2 separate regions of the Homo sapiens genome follow, and region 1 is linked to region 2. Evidence: read pairs that join two places in POLR2A ChIA-PET (ENCODE). Cell type or tissue: PC-3. All regions are shown on one strand. Each heading gives the region's core, and the rest is flanking DNA. Links, peaks and the distances in the headings are about the cores only. Region 1 overlaps LOC105377294 (a long non-coding RNA gene). Region 2 overlaps SEPTIN11 (septin 11).

Region 1 (2,932 bases), core at 310-2,809, 56 kb before region 2:
TCATTAATTCTTGCTACAAACCTATGGGTAACCTCATTACTATCCTTATTTTACCGAATCCTAATAGTCTGTTGTGTTGTCTCTGTCCCCTACTAGACCTCCTCCAGGGCAGAAACCAACCACTTATTTATCTCTGTGCCCCTAACACTCACCGCAGTACATCCAGGCTCTCTAGAAAGGCGGATGGGTTGAATAAATGACTGAATAAGAGATAGTTTGGTAATAGACTGGGGACACTTTTGAGTATCAAATTAAGATATTTGGAGAAATCCATCTCTGAGATCACAGGAGGCCAACAGAGTTTTAAAGCCAAGAAGTGATAGAAGGTACCCCTCTTTCAAATATATCCTCTTCTTGGGAGAAATCACATGAAATATTGTTTTAATTACATGTAGTTCTACCTGGGCCTTTCTACCACACTTTAGCCTCATATTTCTTGCTTCTTACTGGGTCTTTCTTGGTCCTAAATCAGCATGTCCAGACTAGCCCTCATTATCTTTCCATTCTACCAAAGTCATTCTTCCTATATTACAGAGCCCACAGGTGTTCAACCAGACCATGTGAATTTATCCCAAGCACTTACCTCACCTGCCCTGCCAACTCTATCTTCTGAACTTTATCTCAGATCCATTCCCTTGGCCACTGCTGCATTTTGGGCTCTTGCGTCTTTCACCTGGACTATTGCTGTAGCCTCCTTATCAAACTTGCTGCTTTAGTCTTTTCCAACTCCAGTCCATCCTCTATTGTACTGCCCATCTTGTAACCCTAAAAGCCAGATCAGATTATATTACTCTCTTGATAAAACAACAAGCAAACAAACCCCAAAACAATTTTGCAATGGTTATTCATTGCTTACAGGATCAAGATCTTCAAGATGTAGCTATGTCTTAATTCATCTGGGCTGCTATAACAAAATATGATAAACTGGGCAGCTTCAAAGCAATGGAAATTTAATTCTCACAGCTCTGGAGACTGGAAAGTCCAAGATTAAAATGCCAGCAGATTCAGTGACTGCTGAGGACCCATTTTCTGGTTCATAGATGGTGTCTTCTAGCTATGTCTTTACATGATAGAAGGGGCAAGGTAGTTCTCTGGGTTCTCCGAGTGCATAAATTCCATTCATGAGGGCTCTGCCCCCATGACCTCCTAATTCCATCCCATTGGTGATTAGGTTACAGAATGTGAATTTTGGGGGGATACAAACATTCAAACCATAGCAAGCTACAACCTAGTTTTTCTCCCTATTCATGAATCATTTGCCTCCTTGGTGAAGATTAATTTAGTTAAAAGTAGATAATATAATCTGTAAATCCACTTAACAAGCATACAAATAGCAATAAAGTTATAATATATACTGAAATCATTTCTTACAAAGAAACCATAGATTAAAGATAATGCTGAACTCCAAGCCCAAGCAAACAATACTGCAAGCCCAGGGGATTGGCACATACACCTAGTATGTGCCTTCAGCAATGTTAAACTTAAAACAATAACTGCCTAGCCATATCTGAAAATAATTGCTCTGCAAACTTTAAATTATGGAAAATGCCATTTATAATAGAAATTTACATGATCCCTCTTTAATGATGAGCTCCTCCTTAAGCATATACAGTCATGTGTTCCTTAACAGGGTTATGTTCTCAGAAATATGTCAGGAGATTTTGTTTTTGTGAAAACATCGTAGAGTATATTTACACAAACCTAGATGGTATAGCTTACTACACACCTAGGCTATGTGGTATAGCTTATTGCTCCTAGGCTGCAAGCCTTTATATCATGTTACTACACTGACTAGTAAGACAGAAAATAGTAGCACAACAATAAGTATATGTGTGATAGAAATTTTTCTGCTCCATTATAAGTTTATGGGACCACCATCGTATATGCAGTCTATTGCTGACTGAATCATCATTATGTAGCAATGATTGCTGATATACATATAGACAAATTTCATTTATGTTTCCTATACACATAGCCCAAAAGTAATTTTATATAATATTTTTCATAATTTTGTGCATGCAACAGATTTGACTGTGACTTGCACATATGTTTAATATATATTAACACATATATACATGTTATATATTTTAAATGTATACATACATTTAATTATAGATTTTAAATGTATACATACATTTAATTATATATTAAATTAAATGTATGTACTATATATTCATATTTTATATATTTATAGCCATATAATATTCATGTTCAATATTATATTCAATATAATGAATATATATAAAAAAAGTGAAACAACCCATCAATCTCTCTTTCTTTCTCTCTTTCTCTCTCTCTCTCTCTCTATATATATATCTTATTTAATTTTAAGTAAGAAGATGAGACTTCTTTAAGACTAAATAATGCCAGGTTGGGATATTTTAAATGTATACATACATTTAATTATGTATTAAATTAAATGTATGTACTATATTAAATTAAATGTACATACTATGTACTCATATTTTATATATTTATAGCCATATAATATTCATGTTCAATATTATATTCAATATAATGAATATATATATAAAAAAAGTGAAACAGCCCATCAATCTCTCTCTCTCTCTCTCTATATATATATATATCTTATTTAATTTTAAGTAAGAAGATAAGACTTCTTTAAGACTAAATAATGCCAGGTTGGGAGAGACATAGCTACAGGTTATTGGGAAAGAACCAGACCTTCCACCCATTAGAAGTTGAGCATTCCTTATCCAAATATCTGAAATCTAAAATCCTCCAAAATCCAAAGCTTTTGAGCACAGACCTCATACCACAAGTGGAAAATTCCATATCTGACCTCATGTGACAAGTTACAGTCAAAACATTGTTGCATGCACAAAATTATTTAAAATATTATATAAAATTACCTCAGGCTATGTGTTTAAGAAACATAAATGAAATTTATGTTTAGACTTGGGTCCCATCC
Region 2 (2,932 bases), core at 226-2,725:
TTAATATTTCTATTTCTAAAAGAAACTTGTGTATCAAGTACATTTTAGTCATATGAACAGACACATTGAAGGAAATAATGCTTGCACCAATGATATTTAAAAGTGCAGTTTTCCTCACAACATAAAGCAAGAATTGTTGCTATGCTTTTATAGTTTAATTTAGGAGCCAATAGTGATTTTCTCTCATGACAGAGTGCAGAATATGTATATTCTAAATTTGGAACCCTATACACGGTATCTTAGGATTTAAAGGGAATGGTTTTGTGATGGTAAAAGGATCTTGTATCATCGGAAATGCTCTCAGGGCTTGGCTCAGCTGTCTATTGATGTAAAAAGATAATGTGCTTTAGAAAAAGAGCTATATTGAAATTTTCACCAACTTTCTGATGGACAACTGCAAGCTTTCAGCTATAAGAGGCTGCCATTTCTTTTACATGGTTTTGTCTCCAGCAGAGTCTGCCCTTTGTGTTCCCTTAGGCTTTGTTAACTATGTTCCTGGGAGAGAAGGAAAGTCTGTGTTTCATCTCATCATCTGTGTTGCAGTTTAGTCCAGTTTGCTTTATTCCATGGTGAGTGGAGAGAGTAAGTAGTTGGATGGCGCCCTACATTTTAATGTTACCACAACTCAAGATTTATGCTAGTTTTGCAAAGAATTCTCTCATGAAATGAGTTTTATCTCCACTTGACAAGAGACAGTTGAATCCACAGTAGGGCTAAGAAGAAGATTTAGGAAGATATTTGGTCAAATTAGTTATCCTGTGCTTTTTATGCAGGATAGAGACAGGAAACTGTTAAGGCTTGTAAAATGACTATGACCTGATTAGGCAAATATAGCAACTATTTTCAGCAAAGAAGCCACAAGATGAGTATAGCTGACTTTTTTTTTTTTTAATGTATAAAGTTTGGAGATTTTCCAGTGATTTTCTAATAGACCAAATTTAAATCTAACAATAATACATCTTGAAAAAAATTAAAAATTTATGTAATCAGCCAGGCATGGTGGCTCACACCTGTAATTCCCAGCACTTTGGGAGGCCGAGGAAGATAGATCACTTGAGCCCAGGAGGTTGAGACCAGCCCCGGCAACATGGTGAAACCCCATTTCTCAGAAAAAATACAAGAATTAGCTGGGAGGTGGTGGCGCTCACCTGTTGTCCCAGCTACTCCGGTGGCTGAGGTGGGAGGATCGCTTGAGTCTGGGAGTTTCAGGCTGCAGTGAGCCGAGATTGTGCCACTGTACTCCAGCCTGGGAGACAGAGGGAGCCCCTGTCTCAAAAAATATTAAGTAGTCTAGATCTCAGTTAATGCTTATGCTTTATTGTAGTTAGAAAAGTGCTTAACCTGGCCTGTAATCCCAGCACTTTGGGAGGCCGAGGTGGGCAGATCACTTGAGGTCGGGATTTTGAGACCAGCCTGGCCAACATGGCAAAACCGTGTCTCTACTAAAAATACAAAAATTAGCCAGGTGTGGTGGCTCACACCTGTAATCCCAGCTACTTGGGAGGCTGAGGCACGAGAATTGCTTGAGTCCAGGAGGCAGAGGTTTCAGTGAGCCAAGATCATGCCCCTTTACTGCAGCCTGGGTGACAGAGTGAGACTCCATCACAAAAAAGAAAAGAAAAAGTGCTTAACCTGATGTAGCTATAACATTAATAAGAAATAGAAATTTATCTAACTTTCTCTTTAGTTAATGGCCAATGGTTTATACACAGTTTTGGTTAAGCTTCAATTAGGTTCCGTGTTGAATTATTGATGGCATGGTAAGATGATAGTAAGGGAGGCAAATGTGTAAGCCATCTATGAATGAGCTTCATTATTTAGCTTATTTATTTGAGGGAGAAAAAGTACCAAAAAGGCAACCCACATTCTTCAGTTAAACTGCTGGAAAAACACATGCCACCTCTTGGCTCTGACTAGGAAATGGGGGCCTGATGGTGCCATAGTCTTCAGTTTTTCAAAAGAAGAGATGGACATTTGGAATTTGATGTGAAATTTCCACATCTGACAATGTTGGCAACTAAATGTTTTAAAAATACTGTGTGGGTCACATAAACACATTTGCTGGTTGAGTCTGCCAATTTGCAATCTGATTTCCATTGGAAATAAATTTATTTGTTTTTCTTGTATTTGAATAAAGGAACCATTAATAGTTTTTTTTTTTTTGGTATGCCTTTTAGAATGATTTAACATTTGAACAATTTAAGCTTTTTGTGTGTGCAGAAAATGTGGCTGCTTTTAAAATACAAGTGAAGCAAGTGCTTGAACTCTGATATTAAAACATATAGATTGGTTGAGGACAACATCAACATTTTTGAATTGTTTCTGTAACAGGATTTCTCCAATACAGGCCCGGCCATAAGAGAGCAAATTTGGAGAACCAAAAGTTGATGTATGGTGTGAGCAGGCCCACAGCTGAGGGAGTGGGAGGAATTCTAGAGTGTGTGGTAGCCAAGCAAATGTGGCTCCGCAAAAACATATGCTATATATAGTGAATGGGGTTGGATTTTCTATTTTTGGTTGAGTTCCAATGACAGTTAATGGCTGTTCCTATAGGCCATGAAATTATTTATGAATTCGGCAGTGGGACGATATAAAATGCAAGTTGATATAGGTAGAATAAAATTTGTTACCAAATTTCAACAAATTATTAGTGCTAGAGCCAGAAGGGCCTTCAAAGGTCACCTTATAAAGGACCTTCCTTTAAGATGAGGAAACTGAGGCCTGGGGAATTGAGGCTTAAATTTCCCATTAATCCTTATTGAGGCCTAAGGACTTAAGTTGAGGCTTAAATTTCCTGTTAATCCTTCCCTCTACAGCTGAAACCCAGCATCCTCCCTTCTTTTCGGTCTTCCTGCCTATACAAAAATGCATCTTCTACGAACTATTAGTGACAATTAGAGTCTCAGAAAAACAAAAAAGGCAGATGTTTTGT

Evidence for each region. Peaks named below come from ENCODE experiments on the same cell type or tissue, not always from the same donor. Only the 100,000 strongest peaks of a DNase experiment are listed, where the experiment ranks them.
Region 1: POLR2A ChIA-PET joins it to region 2 with 8 read pairs; 2 of 35 experiments call an interaction of 5 or more read pairs at or near these places.

The regions. Positions count from the first base shown.
Region 1 is chr4:76,909,395-76,912,326 of GRCh38, forward strand. LOC105377294 (a long non-coding RNA gene) reads right to left here. Exons shown (of 3, transcript XR_001741739.2): 2 at 584-765. Among named protein-coding and RNA genes, the nearest start is that of SOWAHB, 13 kb to the left of the region's middle. In PC-3, for the core only: no CTCF peak of the experiment used is centred there; no DNase peak of the experiment used is centred there.
Region 2 is chr4:76,965,591-76,968,522 of GRCh38, forward strand. All of the region lies in intron 1 of SEPTIN11 (septin 11), which reads left to right. Among named protein-coding and RNA genes, the nearest start is that of SEPTIN11, 17 kb to the left of the region's middle. In PC-3, for the core only: no CTCF peak of the experiment used is centred there; no DNase peak of the experiment used is centred there; H3K27ac peaks cover 440 bases.